Regions from separate parts of the Homo sapiens genome. Here region 2 is linked to region 1. A link is an interaction called in ENCODE POLR2A ChIA-PET data of the cell type or tissue named here. Cell type or tissue: PC-3. All regions are shown on one strand. Each heading gives the region's core, and the rest is flanking DNA. Links, peaks and the distances in the headings are about the cores only.

Region 1 (11,793 bases), core at 2,007-10,006:
AATTGTGACAAATAACACATCTTGGTTGTTTTATTTTTATTTATTTATTTTTCGGAGACAGAGTCTTTCTCTGTTGCCCAGGTTGGAGTGCAGTGGCACAATCTTAGTTCACTGTAACCTCCGCCTCCTGGGTTCAAGTGATTGTCCTGCCTCAGCCTCTCGAGTAGCTGGGATTACAGGCATGCACCACCATGCCCGGCTAATTTTGGTATTTTTAGTAGAGACGGGGTTTCACCATGTTGGCCAGGCTGGTCTCGAACTCCTGACCTCAAGTGATCCACCCGCCTCAGCTTCTCAAAGTGCTGGGATTACAGGTGTGAGCCACCATGCCTGGCCATCTTTGTTGCTTTAAACCATCAAGTTTTGGGATGGTTTAAAATGGAACAATAGACAACTGATATAGGGCTTAGCAACAGTTCAGTTCTTCAGCCCTGGGCTCCCTGGCCTGGTCATGACTGCTGGGCTTTGATACGCCTTCCTGAGTTGTATTGTTGCCAGTCAGACTAGGGGCTTATGTCCCCAGGGATAGCAGTTGGCTGCCAAGTCACAGCTTTCCCTCTTCCCTACTCACTCCAGAGTGGTGTAGTTCAAATGGCCTGCATCTCTGCTTGAGCCCATGTTTCACTGCAGAGAGGCCTCTGCCATCCTTGCTTGTACTGATCCCTAGCTGTGGACTGCTTCTGCTTGCCCACTTGATTGACAGCTGCCAGTTTTCATAGCTCTCTGGGTCCCCACCACAATGCCTTCTTGGTGCCCTGATTGAAAGTCTCAGGAATGACCATTTGCAGCACCTTTTTCTCACCTTCTGATATGAGCGTCTCCTCTGTTGGGCCTGTTTCACTCTGCGACAAGTGATTAGTATTCCTCAGGCCTGAATCCCCAGTTACAGTTTCATGAATTGGTAGCCATTTAAACCTGACCTAGAACCTGCAGAGTGGTTTGATTTTATTACCCGTTTAGTACAAAGACTTAGAACCCTGGGGCTAGGTTAATTAGTTTTGTTTTTTTGTTTTTTGTTTTTTTTCTTTAAACATGTAAGTCAGAGCAAACACCTCCTGGCCTGTCCTTACTAGCTATACAGTCTGGGAAAAGTTCTTAAGCCCCTATAGACCTCATTTTCTTCACTTGTAAAGTAAAGATAATAATACTTGATAAGATAATACATGTGCATTGCTGATCAACATGCCTGGCACACAGCAACTGTTTCCTGATAGTAATTATAATTAATATTGAAAGTCAGAGATAGAGGGGCCCTTAGGGATTATTTAATCTAAGATTTTTCAGTGGGAGAAAGTGAAGCCCAGGGAGACTGAGTAATTTGCCCAAAGTCACACAGCTCATTAGTAGTTGAACTAGAACCTTAGTTTCTCAAACTCTAATCTCATGTCTTTCCCATTGCATCACAATTGTTTCCCTTAGGAGGTCTTGGAGGGAAAAAAGTGATAAAAAGGAGCTACCAACCACCAAGTATCTACTTTATTGGTGCTTTACATACCTCATGTTATTTTATTCCCATAATAATTCTGGGCGTCATTATCCTCACTTTATTGATGAAGACACTGGACTCAGAGAAGTTAAAATCTTGCCAGCCAGGCACAGTGGCTCATGCCTATAATCCCAGCACTTTGGGAGGCCGAGGCAGGCTGCTCAACTGAGGTCAGGTGTTTGAGACCAGCCTGGCCAACGTGGTGAAACCCCATCTCTACTAAAAATACTAAAATTAGCCGGGTGCAGTGGCACACGCCTGTAGTCCCAGCTACTCGGGAGGCTGAGGCAGCAGAATTGCTTGAACCCAGGAGGCAGAGGTTGCAGTGAGCTGAGATCACGCCATTGCACTCTAGCCTGGGCAACAGAAGCAAAACTCTGTCTCAAAAAAAAAAAAAAAAAAAAGTTAGAAGTTAAAATCTTGCCTGCAGGCCCCACAGGCAGTAGAATGGGGACTCCAACCCGGGCCTGTCTGACTCAAAGCCAGCCCGTGCTCCTCTACCTCTCCTGCCCTTCCTGGGTCAGGCTGGAGAGCCTGAGAACCACAGGGAAGAAGGGTTTCTTCAAGGTCTGGCACCACCCTGGCTGCATTTCTTCTTAGTCCTCAGACGCAATAGCTGGTCTGCGTGCAAGAGCCTTTTATCCTTCCTTCCACACAATCCTTTTAACTGAAACCAAGTGGCCAAAGCTTAACTGTAATTCTACAAAACTGGTGGTGAAAGGCCTGGCTGGGGCTCGGGCCACTCACCCCAAACGTGATGTGCATAGAGAGTGGGGCTGACATTGTTTAGCTCCCTGCCTAGCAGTGCCCAACCAAGCCTCCCAATCTAAATTGAGCCCTTAATCGTTTTCCTGGCATTTGCTCAGACAGGATTTTATTTTCTAGTAATAAAAGCTCCTACGTTGTAGGAAAAGAAACCAATCTGCCTTTTCTCCTGTTAGCTTTTGTGAATGCTTTGCCACCTGTCCTTTTCCCCCTTGTCCTTGTGCTTGGGGCAGAGCCACGTTGTTTTGTGCCCACTGTCAAGTTTTGAGGAGTTCTGAGTGGGCAGAGAAAAGCACTCACATTGACTGTGCCTCTTCGATCATTACTGGCAGCTTCCCATCTCGTGGATGGACAGGTTTCATCCTACAGGCTTGACTTCTGGGTCTGCAGGTGGTATGAGGAAGATAGTCCCAGGGAAGTAGGAGCAAGTGAGTCACCGAGGGCCTCCCGCATAAGCAGCTCTTGATGGCTGGTGTCTAGTTGCCTTGGTCTTCTGCTTAAGAATTTTCAGTGGCTCCCCAGTGCCTGCAGCATGAAGCACACACTTTCTAAAACAGTATTCAGACCACCCACCTCCTCAACCTCTTCTCTTTTTGTTGGTGAAAAAAATAAAAAAAATAAAATGAAATGCAGAATAGAAAGAGTAAAAATGAATCTCCAGAGTCTTCATCGCCAAAATCAATGCTAACATATTGACATATATCTTTCCAGATCTATGCATAAATATATATATATTTAAATTTGTGAGGCCTTTTCAGTTCTAACTTTCCTTTGTAGCTTTATCTTTTACAACTCCCACGGTACACTAAACATTATCTACACGTAATTCACCTGTGTATAGGCAAATGCGTAGAATGTGCCTATTCTGATTAAAGGAAATGTGAGATGTGTGTGTGGGTGGGTGTGTGTGTGGGGGGTGTGTGTGTGTGTATATAATCTATACCATGGAATACTACTCAGTCATAAAAAAGAATGAAATTTTCTTTTATAGCAGCATGGATGGAACTGGATGCCATTATCTTAAGTGAAATAACTCAGAAAGTCAAATACGCATGTTCCCACTTATGAGTGGGAGCTAAATTATGTAAATTATGTATATATATACAGACATGGACATAGAGAGTGAAATAATTAACATTGGAAACTCAGAAATGTGGGAGGGTGGTGAGAGATGAGAAATTACCTAATGGGTGTAATGTACACTATTTGGGTGATGGTTACACTAAAAGTCCAGTCTTCACCATTATGTAATATATTCATGTAACAAAGCTGCACTTGCACCCCCTAAATCTATAAAAATAAGTTTTTTACAAGAATTAGCCTATCCATATAGCATGCACTTTCAGATTTTTAAGAATTCACACCAGCTGTTCGCTCTCTCTGAAATGCCCTTTACACAATGCCTGCACATAGTAAGCTCTAACAAAACTCTAGCTGTTCCTTTTAATTTCTTTTCCTGCCTGGTGAGCTCCAACTTAACTATTTAAAACTCTGCTTAAATAGCTCTACATCTAGGAAATGCCCCTCTCTCCCCAAACCCTCACCTGTCTGCTCACCAGTTGGCTACTCACCACCCGTTTTGGGACCCGTGGATCCACTGCCCTCCCACCCTATCCTGTCCTAAGCCGGCTCTTCCAAGGCAGTCAGGGGTCATGTCTCTTTCACTCAGGCCCATGATTGACACTCAGTACAGGCTGGGAAAATGGACATCAGACTGTCAGAGGCAGCAGTTTGCTGGATGAAGCTAGTCCGAGGCATACTGCAGGGGCCCAGGGCACTGCTGGACAAGTCAGAGTGGCTGTGAGCTGGCATTTGTACAGAGATTCCAAACTGCTAAGGAGACCCCTGTTGTTGGCTGGGCTCCTCCCTGTCTGGCAAGAGCTAACCTTCCACCTCAGAAAGCATTATGGTGCCAGAGAGCTCTCTTGGCAGACCTTGGATGAATTATTTACTCTCTCCTTGTTGAGTGAATGCAGGCACATTTGAGGCTCCTCTAAAGATGCTTGATCCAGAATTCTAGCCTTAATGGTGGTGGGCTGCAGAGAAAGAGAAAATAAACCAATGTCCCCACCCTTGGCCAGACTTCCTGCCATATCTTTAGGGGGGGCATTTTGTTCTCTTTGACTCACCTTTGCCCACAGCTCCCTGCACTGTCCCCCAACTCCAACTCCACTTAAAAGGGACATTTTGGCCAGGAGCGATGGCTCATGCCTATAATCCCAGCACTTTGAGAGGCCAAGGTGGGCGGATCACTTGAGGTCAGGAGTTCTAGGCCAGCCTGGTCAACAGGGTGAAATCCCATCTCTATTAAAAATACAAAATCAGCTGGGTGTGGTGGCGCGTGCCTGTAATCACAGCTACTTAGGAGGCTGATGCAGGAGAATCACTTGAACCCGGGAGGTGGAGGCTGCAGTTAACCGAGATTGCACCACTGCACTCCAACCCCGGGCAGACAGAGCAAGACTCTGTCTCAAAAAATAAAAAATAAAAAAACAAACCGGACATTTCACGTTTTCTTGTTGGGGCACAATTTGTTGCTCCTCTCTCCTCCTTTACACCTCACCATGCAGCTCCTGTGTCATAATCTTACACATTCTTCTGTCTGCATTCCCTCAGCATTGGAAAACTCTGAGATGAGAACCAAGAGCAATGGTTTACTGGACACTGCAGCAGCTTTAAGCAGCATTTGTTGAAAAGCACACACTGGGTACTTTCCAATACCTCGGCTCACTTCTGGGTGGTCTTTGTTAAGAGAAGCGGCTTCTAGCCTTGCTGGGTAACACATCTTCCTTCTCAGGTTCCCTGAACAAATGAAGCAATTGAAGCAACTGGAAATAGCAGCTACTGGCGTGGGAACACACATGGCATCTAACACTCATCCTGACAGAAGAGTCATGTGGCCGAGTTTCTCCAGGCCTCACCCACCTGTGAGTGTCACTGTTGGGGTCATATTAGGGGCAATGGCCTGTCATTGCTGACCCTTGCCCCTGAGACTTTGTCCCCAGGAGCATTTTGCAGCCACTCACAAGTACTCCTGTTACACTTCCTCTCTCCCCCACATTGGCAATGTCTCCAGGTCACCTGACAACTCCAGGGGAAGGTGCAGCAAATGCCTTATATGCTGTATCTGCATGGAGAATGTGTTCCCCTGGTGAGGAAACTCTTCAGGTGATTAAATGGTGACAAATGCTCTGGAATTCTCCCTGTGCTGGGAAGACAGCATGTGCCTTCACCTCCACCTCCCTTTCTGCATTTTAGTTTGTCAGCAGGCCTGAAAGCGGCAGTGGTAACATCGCCCTTTGAAAACAGTGAGGAGCCCCTCTCTCTGCTGAGTTATTATTTTTTTATGTGTTTTTTTGAGACAGAGTCTCACTCTGTCACCCAGGCTGGAGTGCAATGGCGCGATCTTGGCTCACTGCAAACTCCACTTCTCAGGTTCAAGTGATTCTCCTGCCTCAGCCTCCCAAGTAGCTGGGATTACAGGCGAGTGCCACCATGCCCAGCTAATTTTTTTTTTTTTTTGTATTTTTAGTAGAGACGGGGTTTCGCCATGTTGGCCAAGCTAGTATCAAACTCTTGACCTCAGATGATCCACCCCCCTTGGCCTCCCAAAGTGCTGGGATTACGGGCATGAGCCACCACGCCCAGCCTCTTTGCTGAGTTCTGACTTCCGTCCACAGAGCCAGGTTAGGCATAGATATCTGAAGCTTCCCACATGCTGCCCAGCCGTCTTTGCGTCTTTTTCTGGCATGTGAGCCAAACCACTTCCTCATCCTCACACGGAGTGACACCCAGAAGCCCCACAGACCAGGTCATCAAACACACCCAGGCATGGCTGCAGCCCAGTGCAGACTCAAGTTGAGACACCATTAAAATAAATGTTTTTCTAGCTCTTTAAAGTTTACAAAACCCGTGCATATACATGACTTCCACTTAATCCTTGAAACAGCCCTTTGAAGTTTGGGTTGTCTTTATTCTCATTTTATAAGGAGTAAAACTGAAGTTCAGGAAGGTTAGAAAAGGCAGACATGACTATTTAGTAAGTGACAGAGCTAGGGATTTTCAGTCCTGTCATATGGAACCCTAGGTTCCCTGTGTGATAAGATTACAAACCTGAGACTTAGTTAAGGGAGACGTAGATCAAGTAGCAACAGCTGTGCCTTCAGACCTGTAGTTCAAGGCAGCTGGCATCACCCAGAGGCAATTAAACTCTCGGATAGAGTGATAATTAGAATTGGGCTATCCAGGCAAAAATAGCCATGGTCCCTTCTCAAGAAGTTTAGGAGACTTTTCTTTTCTTCTAGATGTTCCTCTTTTTCCCTCTGTGCTCCACAGCACTTGGATGGGACTTCTCACAGAGTTATTTCTGTGAATCTCCCATCGTGCTTGTTCTACTGTAGGACCCTTGAAGCCAGAGACTATGCTATGAACATAGGAGGTACTCAATAAATGTTAGTGGAATGAAGGGCTGTTTCTTAATGTCACTCCATTAGACCTCTAAGTAGGAAATTTAACTGTAGTCATTTCTTTCCCATGAGCACCTCCACCAGAGAGTGGGCATGCACGGTGCACAGTAAAGCAGAATAAGTCAACCCTATTGACTTCCTGCCTCAGTTTCCATGCCTTTATGTTGCCCAGCTGCTTCCCTTTGGGTCCACTGATGCATCTCACTTTCAGCTGCCACCCTCCCACCCCAGCTTCTGAGTCTGAACAAATTCAGGCAGGAAGTAGATTAACCACCTCAGTGCCTCTGGTGGGACTTGGTGCGCAGTCATCCACTGAAACTTGGAGGTTGTTAGTCCAGTAACATCCTCTGACAGTCATGTTTCCCCGAGTGATATCTGTCCTCTCTCTGGCTATTGTTGGCCCAACCCAGAGATCCAGCTTCTACCTGATCCCTAGCTCTCCCGCCCAGAGGCACGGTCCCCTTTTAGGACTGCACACTGCTCCTGAACTCAGCCTGGGAATGGGCCCTGGCATACTATGTGGCACTTGCCAGCCCTTTTCCCTGGGACAGAACCTGGATCTTATCCATTACTACCCATGGACAATGTGTCTACAAATAACCTCCTACCTGCCTGTCTGCTGGCCTGTGTGCCTGACTGGGGAGGGCAGACAAGATGCTTGGATTCCTCTCCATTTGCTCCACCCATTTGATTAGAGAGTTGCTTCAATCACGCCTGGGCTTCCTGTGTCCTTTGGCCATTGTGTCTCACCCATCAGGCTACCAGTCTGATATTTGCTTTTGTAGCTGGGCTTATTCCTCCTGCCCAAGATTCAGCTGTGTAGATGCAGGGTCAGGTTTTGTTTCATCCTCTCTGTCTGATCTGCATGGCTGTGAGATGCCCACAGTGCCTTGTTTATGCCCAAGCTAAAACTTCATTTGATTTCATCTTATGTGCTCTTTAAGAGGTTTGGTGTGGAAGAAAGTTTGAAACTAATAGGCTAAACTAAAGATTAATGGTTGGGATTATTTTTATTGATTTATTCTGTCTCCAATATTAAAACTCTATTATTACCTTTTTTTTTTTTTTTTTTGAGACATTGTCTCGCTGTCACGCAGGCTGGAGTGCACTGGCCTGATTTCGGCTCACTGCAACCTCCACCTCCCAGGCTCAAGCAATTCTCAGCCCCCCAAGTAGCTAGGATTACACCATGCCAAGCTAATTTTTATACTTTTTTTTTTTTTTTGAGACAGAGTTTCGCTCTTGTTGCCTGGGCTCACTGCAAACTCCGTCTCCCAGGTTCAAGGGATTCTCCTGCCTCAGCCTCCTGAGTAGCTGGGATTACAGGCATGTGCCACCACGCCTGGCTAATTTTTGTATTTTTAGTAGAGACAGATGGGGTTTCACCACGTTGGCCAGGCTGGTCTCGAACTCGTGACCTCAGGCGATCCACCCACCTCAGCCTCCCAAAGTGCTGGGATTACAGGCCTGAGCCACTGCACCCGGCTGCATGATTTCTTTAACATCTGTACTTCAAATGTGATCCCTCTGCTTGGAGTCTTCTTCCCTGTACCTCCTATGCCACCATCTAGGTCTTAGTTTGGATATGGCTTACTTCAGAAAGTGGTAAGGCCAGCCTGGCTTTCCAGGCTGAGTTAAGTGTCGTATCTCTGAATTCCCATGTTATTCAGTTGTTCCTCCTCCTCCTCTTCCTCTCCTTCTCTTTCTCCTTCTTTTTCTGCTTCTTCCCCTCCTTCTCCTTCATCTTCTTCTGAGATGGGGGTCTCGCCATGTTGCCAAAGCTGATCTTGAACTCCTGGGCTCAAGTGATTTTCCTGCTGCATCAGCCTCCCAAGTAGCTGGAATTACAGGTGCAAGCCATCATGCTTGGCCAGTTCTCTCTCTCTCTCTTTTTTTTTTTTTTTTGAGACAGAGTCTCGCTCTGTCGCTCAGGCTGGAGTGCAGTGGCGCAATCTCTGCTCACTGCAGCCTCTGCCTCCTGGGTTCAAGCGATTCTCCTGTCTCAGCCTCCCGAGTAGCTGGGACTACAGGCATGTACCACCACGCCTGGCTAATTTTTGTATTTTTGGTAGAGACTGGGTTTCACCATGTTGGCCAGGCTGGTCTCAAACTCCTGACCTCAAGTGACCTGTCCGCCTCGGCCTCCCAAAGTGCTGGGATCACAGGCATGAGCCACTGCTCCCAGCCTCAGTTCTTCTCTTTTACCATATTGAACTGCAAGTGTCTGCCTCCCACACCAGATCATAGGCTCTCTGATGGCAAGAACTATGTCATCTTGTTCATGCTCGTATCTCCAGTATTTGCAAGTGTGCCAAGCACAGGTACTAGTTTCAGTGAATAGATGAATGAATAACTGAGGTTTGGTGTTGTTATGGGTTGAGAACTGTGTCCCCACAAAAAGATATGTTGAAGTCCTAACCCCTGATACCTGTGAATGTGACCTTATTTGGAAATGGGGTATTTGCAGATGTAATGAGGTTAAGGTGAGGCCATACAAGATTAAAGGATGTCCTAAATTAAATGACTTGTGTTCTTGTAACATAAGGGAACTTTAAAAACAGACACATATGGAAGAGGAACAAAAGATCCTCTCATAGTACCTTCAGAGAGAGCACGTCCCTGCTGATTTTGGACTTTTATCTTCCAGAACTGCAAGAGAATAAACTTCTGTGTTTTTCTTTTGTTTTATTTTTGAGACGGAGTCTCGCTCTGTCATCCAGGCTGGAGTGCAGTGGTGCGATCTTGGCTCACTGCAAGCCCCACCTCCCGGGTTCACGTCATTCTCCTGCCTCAGCCTTCTGTGTAGCTGGGACTACAGGTGCCCGCCACCACACCCGACTAATTTTTTGTATTTTTAGTAGAGATGGGGTTTCACTGTGTGAGCCAGGATGGTCTCGATTTCCTGACCTTGTGATCCGCCCGCCTCGGCCTCCCAAAGTGCTGGGATTACAGGTGTGAGCCACCGCGCCCGGCCCACTTCTGCTGTTTTAAGCCACTAAATTTCTGGTACTTTGTTACAGCAGCCCTAAGAAATGAATCCAGGTATATAACATATGTCAGATAGATTGTAGTCCAGGTTCCTTTTGGAGGTGTCATATTTCACTTGGCTAGATCTCCTACAAGTCTTGGAAATTACACCTTGGCAATCACCATTTGTGGACTCTTTTAACATAATTGTTGGAAGATATGTAGTCATAGCTTCCTTAAAAATAACAGTAAATTGCAGTAGTATCTTTTTTTAAAAAAAAAAAAAAGAGTAATACACATTGGCCAAAATGTCTGGTTAGATTGGATTCAAGGTGTGAAGGAAAGAGAAGAGTTAAAGAGTAAATTATATTCCCATTTAGAAAAGTAGGTGAGGGCTGGGTGGCTCATTCCTATAATCCCAGCACTTTGGGAGGCTGGGTGGGTGGATCACTTGAGGTTAGGAATTCTAGACCAGCCTGGCCAACATGGCAAAACCCTGTCTCTACTAAAAATACAAAAATTAGCCGGGCATGGTAGCACACACCTGTAATCCCAGTTGCTAGGGAGGCTGAGGCAGAAGAATTGCTTGAACCCACAGAACGGAGGTTGCAGTGAGCTGAGATCATGCCACTGCACTCCAACCTGGGCGACAGAGCGTGACTCAGTCTCAAAAGAAAAGTAGGTGAAGGGACACAAGGTGAAGTATGGAAAAAATCATGTCACAATTTGACAGTGGAGCAGGGTAAAGACCTCAATCTTCAGAGAAAAAGCCTTACCATTTTACCTCAATTAAAAAGAAGTTTAAAATGCAAAATAAATAAATAAATAGGAACATATATGGAAGTGTTAAAAAGGAAAACATTGAGTTTGACTGATACTATCATAATTAAATACTATTGCTTTGCAAGGAGGTGGAGGGACTGGATAGCTCAATTCTTTCAAAAATCACCTCAGTTCTCTGAGCCACCTCCACTTGGTTTTCTAACAGACATTTCAAATGCAACTTGTGGCTATCCTCTTCTCTCATTCCCTATCCCTCTTTCAAAACTGCTTCACTCAAAGCCATCTACATTTCAGTGATAGCATCTCTCTTTCTTTCTTTTTTTTTTTTTTGAGACAGAGTTTCCCTCTTGTCACTCAGGCTGGACTGTAGTGGCGCCATCTTGGCTCACTGCAACCTCCGCCTCCTGGGTTCAAGTGATTCTCCTGCCTCAGCCTCCTGAGTAGCTGGGATTACAGGCATGTGCCACCGGCTAATTTTGTATTTTTAGTAGAGACAGGGTTTCTCCATGTTGGTCAGGCTGGTCTCAAACTCCCGACCTCAGGTTATCCGCCCACCTCAGCCTCTCAGAGTGCTGGGATTACAGGCATGAGCCACCGTGCCCGGCAATAGCATCTCTCTTTTCCAGTTGTTCAAGCCCCAAACCTTGAGCTCATCCTTAACTTCTTTCTTTCTTTCACACCTCGAATCCAATCTATCAGACATTCTCTGAACTCTGTGTTCAAAATACATTAAGCATTTGACGGTTTTCCACCATCTCCATTGTTACTTCACTGGTCATAGCTATCATTGTCTTTCATTCCCTCCTTCCAATTTATTCTCAATGTAGTCTTCTGCTTCGGCCATGGTTCTTAAAGTCTGCTGTGGCTCCCCAGTTTACTCAGAGTAACAGCCAAAGCCCTTCAATTACCTTTCTGATTTCTCCTATCACTTTCTCCTTTGTTTACTCCATTCTAGCCATGCTGACCTTGCTTTTCCTGGACTATGTCAGACATGTCTCTGCCTTAAGGCCTTTGCACTGGATGCTCCCCCTTCCTCCTCCTCCCAGATTTCTTCCCCCAGAAATCTGATATCAGCTTGACCAACTCCGTATCATCCTCTGAATCTTTTCTTTTTCTTTTTTTTTTTTTTTAAGACAGAGTCTTGCTCTTGTCACCCAGGCTGGAGTGCAATGGCGTGATCTCAGCATTGCAACCTCCACCTCCTGGGTTCAGGTAGTTCTCCTGCCTCAGCCTCCCGAGTAGCTGGGATTACAGACTTGTGCCACCACGCCTGGCTAATTTTTGTATTTTTAGTAGAGATGGGGTTTCACCATGTTGGCCAGGTGG
Region 2 (11,793 bases), core at 1,788-9,787, 86 kb after region 1:
TGGTCCGCAAACTCTTTAGTTTCTGGCTGAAAATTGATGTGTAAGTTGTTCATGGGGTGTGATTGGCCTTTTGGTCAATAACATTTGGCATCTTGTAACACTCATCTGGCAAAGGACTGAAGACAAAAGACCTAAGAGTTCTTTTGTGAAGGCCCCAAAAAGAGAGTGTAAGTCAGCATGTTTTCCTCTCTTCCTAGGGAACTGTGATTTCTCTTCTTGGTCTTGGAGTTCAAATTGTCTCACAGCACATTATTAAAGAGAAGCTAGTCAGCTATGTTTTATTTAAGATATCTTTCTGCACATCAAGAAAATCTTAATAAGTTAATCATATTTTACAATTTTATTTATTAAGATTTATTAAGGCTGGGAGCAGTGGCTCACGCCTATAATCCCAGTATCTTGGGAGGCCGAGGTGGGTTGATTGTTTGGGGCCAGGGGTTTGAGACCAGCCCAACTAACATGGCAAAACCACATCTCTACTAAATACAAAAGTTAGCTGGATGTGGTGGCACATGCCTGTAATCCCAGCTACTTGAGAGGCTGAGGCACAAGAATCATTTAAACCTGGGAGGCAGAGGTTGCAGTGAGCCAAGATCATGGCATTGCACTCCAGCCAGGGTGACAAAGCAAGACTCTGTCTCAAAAAAAAAAAAAAAAAAAAAAAAGATTTATTAAGATGCATATAAGTATGGCAAAATATAAATAAAATACTTTTCCTTATTGTGGCAAAGTATATATACATAATATTAAAATTAAGTGTTTTCTTTTTTGTTTTTTGTTTGTTCATTTGTTTTGAGACAGAGTTTCACTCTTGTTGCCCAGGCTGGAGTACAATGGCATGATCTCGGCTCACCTCAACCTTGGCCTCCTGGGTTCAAGCGATTCTCCTGCCTCAGCCTCCTGAGTAGCTGGGATTACAGGCATGTGCCACCACACCTGGCTAATTTTGTATTTTTAGTAGAAACAGGGTTTCTCCATGTTGATCAGGCTGGTCTCGAACTCCCGACTTCAGGTGATCTGCCCTCCTCAGCCTCCCAAAGTCCTGGGATTACAGGCAGGAGCCACCGCGCCTGGCCCAAAATGAAGTATTTTTTAACATGAAAAATATCTGCAGCCTCCATGGAGTTCCTTCCCTACTCTGGGCCTCTATTTCCTCAACTATAACATGAAGTTTAATGACTGAATAATTTCTAAGGTTTCATTTAGGGTTTTTTTTTTAAGCAGCTTTATTGAGCTATATAATTCATATACCATTTAATTTACCCATTTATGGTGTACAGTTCAATAGTTTTTGATACATTACTTTTTTAGCTGTGGCTATATATATATATAATGATATATATAATATACAATTTATCATTTTAACTATTTTTCAGTGTATAATTTTGTGGCATTAATTACTTCACGATGTTGTGCAACCATCGCCAGTATTTCCAAAACTTTCCCATTATTCCCCAAAAGAAACTGTGTAACTATTAAGCAACCCACTTAGCTTTTACATACTGGGAATTATTCTGTTATCGACAAAACCCTTCAAAGGTCCTCAAAACCCAACTGGAAAAAGAGTAAAATTAATTCCCAATTCCAGTGTTATCAGGTCTGTTGTGTGCTATTACACATTTACACACAATCTGAGCATTGTTCTAAGCCCCATCATGGGCATATTAATGGCTCTAAAGGAAGCCCCAGACAAAAGAGGAGGATAAAATGTAGATTTTTTTTTTTTAGTTTGGATCTCGTAATTATGAGCCTTCAGAGTCTTCCTACTCCCATCAGCAGGTTTCAGTTAATTTTTAAATATAAGCCAAATGTCTTTCAAAAAATACCCACTCCCAATTGGTGAATTTTGGAGCTTTTGAAGACTTAGTGACAGATTCTTCTCAGGAAGTGGCCTTAAAGCTGTTACAGAGACTTGCAACTGAGAAAGTTTCCACATGTCCACAGGTATTCATTCAGGGTTTACAAATTGTTCATGGCACGGGAGCCATCTATTTACTTCCTGGTCCTGAGGACTTCAGAGTTATCCTTACACATGGGAGTATCTTCTTTGAATTGTTGCTAGATTAATATCTCTATGAGATCAGAGAGATATAAAACTAGAAAGGTTGTATCTTTCTAATTTGCCTATTGACCACATAAATTGAACTGGCTTTACTTGGAGTTGCCATTTCTTTTTTTCCTGTTTTTCCTGAAGTCCTTTGGGGACACTGCTCCATTATTATCCAGAACTTGCTCCATTGGGTAGAAGGCTCAGGGAAGCAAGTTTTGGCTGCCCTGAAATTAAAGAGCTGCCTTCTTAGATAGTAAACTTTTTATCACTAGGTATTCAAACAAAAGGTAGATCATTATGTATCAGAGGTGTGGAGGAGCCTGAGAAGAATGATCAATGAAATTCATTAAAATTCTTAAATTCTGTGGCATTGTGGCAGCATTGCATAGTTGCAAAGAATTTAGATTTAATCATGCAGACATGGATTCAAAATTTGGCTCCTTTGCTTAACTTTCTACATAGCTTTAAGCAAATGTACTCTCTCTAATACTCAGTATTTTTGTCAGTAAAATGAACATAATCATAGGATTAAATAAATTAATGCAAATAAATGCTTATAACAGTGGCAGTTTAATACATACTCAATAACTGTTAAGCATTATTTTTTATAAAAATAGTAAGAGCCACAAATTTTGAAAAATGAATGAAAAGTTCTGGACTTATAATACCTAGCTCTGTTTCTCAATATCTATGACATTGGGCAAGGCCTAGAGAGGCCTTCGTTTCCTCATCATAGATGGTTTAGATGCCATATATTTCCTTAAGATTCTTAAAACGTCTTTTTTCCTTCTCCTAGTTAAAAAACTCTTGTTAGAGCTTAGGAAACACTGGAAAACTGAAAGGCAGCCTGGTCTAAGAGGCAAAGGACTGAAGCACATGTTCAACTTCTGATTTAAGTTTTGAGATATTAATTCTGTGCTGTCTTATGCAGCCTTAGACCACTCTTTGACAACTGTGTCTAGGTTGGCTCAACAAAATTAAAGATTACTACCTAAGCCTTATTTTTGCCATCAAGAAATGGTTTGGGGTGCAGTGAAATAAATTCATTAAAGCAATTTGATTTTTGCTGAAATAAAATGGCCTCTGATAAATGTAAGGTCCTGCTGTTTTTACAAGCTAGAGATTCACATGGTAACCTATAATTGACAAGGTTAAATCATCTTTTTATATCAAAGTTTTGATCTCTGAGAATACTTGAAGTTAGAGGCTAATTTTTTAAATTTATCTGGAAGAGCAAAGTAGTAGGTCATCATTGATCTAATGTTGTGATTAAACATCAGTTTCCCTACCTCTGTATAAGAAATTTAGAACATATATTTTGTGTTTCTGGACTGGTTATAATTTTTACTGTTGCAAAACAGAACTTTCCAGTTCTCTTTCTGTTTTGTTGTTTTTTTTTTTTTTTTTTTTGCTTTTTTTTTCAGACAGAGTCTAGCCCTGTGGCCCAGGCTGGAGTGCAGTGGCATGATCTCAGCTCACAGCAACCTCCGCCTCCTGGGTTCAAGTGATTCTTGTGCCTCAGCCTCCTGAGTAGCTGGGATTACAGACATGCATCACCACGGTGGGCTAATTTTTGTATTTTTAGTAGAGACAGGGTTTCAGCGTGTTGGCCAGGCTAATCTTGAACTCCTGGTCTCATGTGATCTGACCGCTTCAGCCTCCCAACACTCACAGTGGCTTAAGCCACCAAGCCCGGCCATTTCTCTTTCTTATATCATTTCTTGTGAGATCCTTAATCAGTTGGAAAACTGTGGGAGTGTTAAGAACGAACAGGAGACCAGGTGCGGTGGCTCATGACTGTAATCCTAGCACTTTGGGAGGCCGAGGCAGGAAGATCATTTGAGGTTAGGAGTTCAAGACAAGCCTGACCAACATGGTGAAACCCCCATCTCTACTAAAAAATACAAAAAAATGGCCAGGCGTGGTGGCTGATGCCCATAATCCCAGCACGTTGGGAGGCCGAGGTGGGCAGATCACGAAGTCAGGAGATCAAGACCATCCTGGCCAACATCGTGAAACCCTGTCTCTACTAAAAACACAAAAATTAGCTGGGCGTGGTGGTGTGTGCCTGTAGTCCCAGCTACTCAGGAGGCTGAGGCAGGAGAATTGCTTGAACCTGGGAGGTGGAGGTTGCAGTGAGCCGAGATCGTGCCACTGCACTCCAGCCTGGGTGATATAGTGAGACTCCATCTCAAAAACAAAAAACAAACAAAAACAAAAAAGTTAGCCAGGTGTGGTAGTGCAGGTCTGTAGTCCCAGCTACTCAGGAGGCTGGGGCAGGAGAATCACTTAAACTTGGGAGGCAGAGGTTGCAGTGAGCCAAGACTGTACTCCAGCCTGGGTGACAGAGCGAGACTCCATCTCAAAAAAAAAAAGAATGAACAGGAATGGTGAAAGGGATGGATGTAAGTCTTCCATAGTATCTAGACTTAATAATGACTGGATCATGAGCCAGAAGAGGAAGTTATAGAGGCTTTGTAGAATCAATTGGGTGCTTGCTCTGAGATTCACATGGGGAATTGGAGTCTGCTGGCCTCCAAGAAGAGTTAAGCTGGTACTCAGATGAGGGGAGAGGGAATAGCACAAGTAAGCATTAAAAAAAGAGGAGGGCTTGGAACATCTATGAAGAGAGGCTCAAATTTCTATCTATGCATGGAAGACCTGATTTCTCTGCCCCATTTCACTGAGCATTTCCCTCTTCTACCATTCCCAAACCTATTTTTCTAGCCCATCATTTTCTCTAGAGCTCCGGCCCTGGATATCAACCGCTACTGGGTTGTACCACTGGTACCTCAAATTCAACATATCCAGCTGGGCGTGATGGCTCACACCTGTAATCCCAGCACTTTGGGAGGCTGAGGCAGGCAGATCATTTGAGGTTAAGAGTTCGAGACCAGCCTAGCCAACATGGTGAAACCCCATCTCTATTAAAAATAAAAAATGCAGGTGGCGGGCACCTGTAATCCTAGCTAGTTGGGAGGCCGAGGCATGAGAATCGCTTGAACCTAGGAGGTGGAGGTTGCAGTGAGCCAAGATCACGCCATTGCACTCCAGCCTGGGTGATACAGCAAGACTCAGTCTCAAAAAAAAAAAGTCAACATGTCCCAACCCATATGCAAGTCCTTTCCCTCCACCCCAAAGTTATCGTCCTTACATGTTTCACTCTCAGTCCAATCAATCATCCAAGTATCCAAGCTAAAAAAGTCTACTGCCATCCTCAACAATTCCCACCCTTCATTCTGCACCATTCATTCAGTAAACATTTACTTAGCATTACTATGTATTAATATCACTGCTAGAAAATGTGCCGTAACAGGAGAGACAAGGATGATTAAGACATGGCTCTAAATATTAGCAGCTCAGTTTAGCAAAAGCAGCAAACAGGCAACGGTGATGCACTCACATACAAATCTTTTATGTTCTCATTTTGTGTGTCTCTTAAATGATTCTCAAACAAAATTTTCCCTCTCCATTCCTACTGCCAATGCCTCAGTTCAGACTTTTTTTTTTGGCTTGGATTACTGCAATTTTCTGGTGTAGTTCCTTTCTGCTCCTATTCTGGAAACACCCAGCTTCCAGAGTAATTATTTAGCCAGGTGCGGTGGCTCACGCCTGTAATCCTATCACTTTGAAAGGCTGAGGCAGGTGGATCACTTGATGTCAGGAGTTCAAGACCAGACTGGACACATTGTGAAACCCTGTCACTACTAAAAATACTAAAATTAGTCAGGTGTGGCAGCGGGTGCCTGTAATTCCAGCTACTCGGGAGGCTGAGGCAGAAGAATCCCTTGAACCCAGGAGGTAGAGATTGCAGGGAGCTCACATCACATCCAGCCTGGGCAACAGAGTGAGACTCTGTCTCAAAATAAATAAATAAATATGTAAATAAATAAATAAAATCCAGAGTAATTATTTTAAAGACATAATCTGGGCCAGGCATGGTGGCTCACACCTGTAATCCCAGCACTTTGGGAGGGAGAGGCAGATGGATTGCCTGAGGTCAAGAGTTTGAGACCAGCCTGGCCAACATGGTGAAGCCCCATCTCTATTGAAAATACAAAAATTAGCCAGGCATGGTGGTGCATGCCTGTAGTCCCAGCTACTCAAGAGGCTGAGGCAGGAGAATCGCTTGAACCTGGGAGGCAGAGGTTGCAGTGAGCCAAGATCACTCCACTGCACCACTCCAGCCTGGGTGAGAGAGAGAGACTCCATCTCCAACAAAAAAAAAAAATAATAAAAAATAAAAAAAAAATAAAAAAAACCCCACATAATCTGGGTGATAAGACTGTCATATAAAGTCCTTGGTAAGAATTGACAATTATTTAGTGAATTACTACTCTGCAGAACAGCAACCTAGAAAATTTAGGATTTTTAAATTTGGAGGTCTAATATGCAGTTATTTGAGGTCATGCTCTAGATTGCAAACATGAATTTTGGGTTATAAAGAATCAGGATGGGCTGGGAGCAGTGGCTCACTCCTGTAATCCCGGCACTTTGGGAGGCCAAGGTGGGTGGATCACTTGAGGTCAGGAGTTCGAGACCAGCCTGTCCAACATGGTGAAACCTTGTCTCTACTAAAAATACAAAAATTAGTCGGGCATGGTGGCGCATGCCTGTAGTTCCAGCTACTCAGGAGGCTGAGGCAGGAGAATCACTTGAACCTGGGAGGTGGAGGTTGCAGTAAGCCGAGATTGTGCCACTGCACTCCAGCCTGGGTGACAGAGTGAGACTCTGTCTCATAAAAAAAAAAAAAAAAAGAATCAGAATGTTATAGTAATACTTTATTTGCAGCATGTATAGACCCCAGTTGAGTTCTTCCACCACCAAATAGAGTATTGCTAATTATTTCATGAGACTAAGCAATGTAGATAAACCACCACCATTGTTAATGAGGAAATGATGGTTAATTAACAATGAGGGCTGTGAATCGTGGATGAAGTGATAAACTCTAAGAAAATGGCAGAACTTTAACAATCATCTAGTCCAAGCCTTTCATTTTAGAAGATGAGGCCCCAGAGAGAGACAGAGACCTACCCAAGATCTAGTAGTTACTTGATGCCACAGTCAAGATGAGAAAAGCCAGATCTTGACTCTTAAAATAATGCTAATTTTATCCCAAGCTCCCTTTGTGAATTTAAAGGTAGTTCACAGCCAATCTGGACACACTGGATTGTATTTTTTTTTTAATAAATTCACCTGTTTATTGCTAAGGTTTCTCTTTTCCTTATGCTTTGGTCATTTCATCTTTATATGTCACAAACTAATAATATTTTTTTTTTTTTGAGACGGAGTTTTTCTCTCATTGCCTAGTTTGGAGTGCAATGGCACTATCTCGGCTCACTGCAACCTCCGCCTCCCAGGTTCAAGCTATTCTCCTGCCTTAGCCACCCGAGTAGCTGGGGTTACAGGCATGTGCTACCATGCCCAGCTAATGTTGTATTTTAGTAGAGATGGAGTTTCTCCATGTTGGTCAGGCTGGTCTCGAACTCCTGACCTCAGGTGATCTGCCCGCCACTGCCTCCCAAAGTGCTGGGATTACAGGCGTGAGCCACCACACCCAGCTGTAAACTAATAATTTTTATAGCCCAATCTACGTTGAGACATAATTCTATTGTATGTATATACCAGACTTATTTCCCTGTTCTCCTATTGATGGACATTTAAATTGTATTCAATTTTAAAAGTTATAAACAGTGCATGTGGTAAACTTTTTATAGGTTAGAATTTTAAAGTTTTTAGTTGGTAATTGATTCATCGATCAGACATTTGTCAAGGACCCATTATGTGCTTTTTACAACACCAGTAGCTCATATATCAGTTCACAAGATAAAAATGGGATTTCTCTATTACCTGTCCGGCCCATAGTAGCCTTCATAACAAAAGCTAGTTTCAGGAGAGCTTTCTCTGTACCTGCTACTGTGCTTGACCTTTTATAAACATTTATCTATAGATGGGGAATTAGTATTCTCATTGCACAGATGAAGTAACGGAATCCTAGAGAGGACAAGAAACCTATGCAAGGACACATTATAAATAAGCAGTTGAATTAATTAATTCATTCAACATTTTTTTAAACAGCTATTAAGTGCCAGGCATTATTCTGGAGTCACACTGAAAGTAATACAGTGGTGAATAAACCAGATATGAATCTTACACTCTGGATAGCAGACAATAAGCAAGTAAACAAAGGTAGAAATGCACGATTTTAAGTTGTGACAAGTGCTGTATAGGAAATGATTGGGTGCAATGGTAGAGAATATTGGGGGCAGGGTTGGGAGGAGGAGAACTACTTAGATTGGGTGGTCAGACAGGCCTTTCAAGGGAGCTGAAATTTAGCTGAAACCATAAAAGGAGAAGGCAGAGTTCTTCCAAGTAGAGCACACAGCTGGTTTAAAGGCTCAGAAGTGGGAAGAAGCTCAATGTACCCAAGGAACCGAAAATACTCCAATATAGCTGCAGGAACGCTGGTGAGGTCACAGAGGCCCAGGATGACAGTGGAGAGAAGGCAGCTCTAGTCCTATCAGATTTCTTAACTATGAAGAGGAATATACATTTTATTTGTGATGGAATGGGTCAGTCTTCAAGGGTTTCAAACAGGAGGCAAAATGCTCTAATTTATTTTTTTAAATAATCACTTTGGCTTTTCTGTAAAGAAAAAGGTTAGAAAGATGAAAGAGTGGAAGTGCTGAGAAAAGCAAGGTGGACATGTCAACAATCCAAGTGAGAGATGACGGGGTCTTGGGCTAAGATTCTACTGAGGAAGGATGGAAGTCGAAGATCTACCTGTTTCTTGGTGGGATAAATGACAGGACTGTGACTCCAGAATCTGCTCTCTTTCCTCTGCCACAGAAACTGCACCTCACTGGCTGGGAATGAGGATATCTTATGGAAGATTCTTATTTTTGGAACTTTTTGAACTCTCTCTGTTGGCTTCTGAAAGCTGAATGCTCTTTCAAAGGACCTGAAGATTTCTTTTGTCCTCAGTTACATTGAGCCCACATTTATGAGGCACTGGTAAAACATTTCTGCAGGAGGGAGTTATGTGCATTGTTCCTCTTAGAGAAACATTGCTCATACTAACTCCTGACTGCATGCATTTTGCAAATGCACAGCTCAGTGAGTGTGTCTTCCCGTTGTTTGTGGTTTACAATCCTGCAAGAAATGGCTTTCTATGAGGCAAAATGGATAATGGCCTTTTATTTTAAGTTACAAAGAGTTGGGTGGCAAGGGGGTAGGGAAGGCAACCCTAAATGCTTTGAATGAATTATTGAATTGACATGGTCCAAAGTGACATTTCTTTTTAAAATGTTTCTTTTATTAGTTTTTTCCTTTTTCTCAAAAATAATGAATATTTATCACTGGAAAACATGAAACTACAAAGAACAACAGACTCCACAATTCCACTTACCCAGGGATATTCACTATAATGTCTTAATGTATATGAAGGTAACTCTTAAACAATTTGTTTTATTTTTACTAAAATTAAAAATCAGTCATTCTTAATATAGACAGTTTACAGAATATAGAAAAGCAGAAAGAAGAAAGTAACTCACCATCCAAGGATAGCTGTTGATAACATTTTAATATGTTTTAAAGTCCTTTTTAATGCATATTTTATATAACTGATATTATATCATCCATTTGTTTTTCCACTTAATATTGCCACCTAATAATTTTTCTGTTACACAAGTTATTAATAATTATATTTATAAATTTGCATAAATTTGTATTATAGCAAACACTGATTATAGTTTTATGTATATATAATTTATGCAAAATTTATATGCATAAAACTATAATCAGTATTTGCTACACAGTGCCTTGAATCCCTAACTGTAAAACAATAAATACATAAAATAAAAATAATACCAACCTCACTGGGTTGTTGTGAGAATTAAATAGGTTAGATGAGTTGATGTACACAGAGCAGCTCGTATCACTTTCTTCCTATGAATTTAGTCTACTTCATTTTTTTATTATATGTAAATTAATGAAAATTCTTATATGTAATTTCATTATTATATGTAATTCCTTATAGAGCTTTGTCAATAAAGCTCTTTCTGTATGGATTATTTCCATTTCTTTTAGATTTAATGCCCAGAAGTAGACTTACTGGGTCAGAGGGTAGGCACAACATTAAGAAATTTAACATTATGTTTGCAAATGCCCTCATGGGATATGGATTTGGGACTTGTAAAGTCTCAAGATTTATTTATCTATTTTTTGAGATGGAGTTTTGCTCTTATCGCCCAGGCTGGAATTCAGTGATGCGATCTCGGCTCACTGCAACCTCCACCTCCCGGGTTCAAGTGATTCTCCTGCCTCAGCCTCCCAAGTAGCTGGGATTACAGGCACCTGTCAGCACACCCAGCTAATTTTTGTATTTTTAGTAGAGACGGGGTTTCACCATGTTGGCCAGGCTGATCTCGAACTCCTGACCTTAGGTGATCTGCCTGCCCCGGCCTCCCGAAGTGCTGGGATTACAGACGTGAGCCACCGCACCTGGCCAATCCCAAGATTTAGATTGTGTTACAAGTGGCTGCCTTGTTAGCGATTACCATGAGTAGGTGGCTAGTGTCACACTGGATGACCTATAGGGTTAAAATTTTGTATGTGGAACAATATTGATTCTCCCCTGTAGCATGGGACAGAGGGAGGAATGCCTTTCTACCTAGGTATAGCAGAATCACCCAGGCGACTTTTTAAAAATGTTAATCCTCCCTTCTTTCTCCACAGCATCCTAACATTCTTTGCCAGGGAATGCCTTTTCCCTCTGAAAATCCCAGCATCCTCTGCCTCCCCAATCACTGATATAATAAGGGCCACTTTACATACAGAGGTGTATTATTTCCTTCAGATGTGTTAAACAGGGAAAAATTTTGAGAAACTACCAACGGTTTAGGTGATGACAAATAGTGGTTAGGACTCAATGTCTGAAGCAAAAGAGGAGATTGCATTAGTCAATTTTGACAAAGACTGCTTGGTGCATCCCTGTGGCTGCCCATTGTAGCTCACAGCGTTGCACTGGGCCCCGCTGTAGATGCCCAGGAAGGCTGTCTCCTAAATTGAAAGAGTGTGGCGTTAAAAGTCTCCACGGAACCACAGAGATCTTTTCATTCAGCTCTGAGACCCGTTTTTAAACCCTGGATGGCTCCGTTTTAATTCCTAGCCCCTATAACTCAGCCTGGATGGTTTCTCCTTATCAAAGCTACTATCTCTCCTCTTCCTTGCCCAGGCTGAATTTTTTTTTTTTTTTTTTTTTTAGATGGAGTTTCGCTCTTGTTGCCCAGGCTGGAGTGCAATGGCATGATCTCGGCTCACTGCAACCTCTGCCTCACAGGTTCAAGCGATTCTCCTGCCTCAGCCTCACAAGTATCTGGGATTATAGGTTTCCACCACCATGCCCGGCTAGTTTTTTTATTTTTATTTTTTTTTTTGTATTTTTAGTAGAGACGGGGTTTCACCGTGTTGGCCAGGCTGGTCTTGAACTCCTGGCCTCAAATGATCCACCCACCTCAGCCTCCCAAAGTGCTGGGATTACAAGCGTAAGCCACTGCACCCAACCCCAGGCTGAATATTAATGGCACATAACTTTCTGGTTCCCCCATTCTATGCTATTTGGGTGGGGCTTAGCTCACCTCAGCCTCAAGACTGGCCAGTCAGACTATTCCATCTCCTTGGCCACAGTGATTGGTTCAGGGGCAGGCACATTACCCAAACTGGACCTTTCTGCAGGAGCTATC

Evidence for each region. ChIA-PET counts read pairs that join two places held together with the same protein. Peaks named below come from ENCODE experiments on the same cell type or tissue, not always from the same donor. Only the 100,000 strongest peaks of a DNase experiment are listed, where the experiment ranks them.
Region 2: POLR2A ChIA-PET joins it to region 1 with 17 read pairs; 2 of 35 experiments call an interaction of 5 or more read pairs at or near these places.

Annotation. Positions count from the first base shown.
Region 1 is chr9:105,109,714-105,121,506 of GRCh38, reverse strand. It overlaps LOC105376197 (a long non-coding RNA gene), which reads right to left. Exons shown (of 4, transcript XR_930205.3): 2 at 2,552-2,776. Among named protein-coding and RNA genes, the nearest start is that of CT70, 120 kb to the right of the region's middle. RefSeq lists an enhancer at 8,233-8,733. In PC-3, for the core only: no CTCF peak of the experiment used is centred there; a DNase peak (open chromatin) is centred at 5,996.
Region 2 is chr9:105,023,994-105,035,786 of GRCh38, reverse strand. No RefSeq gene overlaps it. Among named protein-coding and RNA genes, the nearest start is that of CT70, 38 kb to the right of the region's middle. In PC-3, for the core only: no CTCF peak of the experiment used is centred there; no DNase peak of the experiment used is centred there.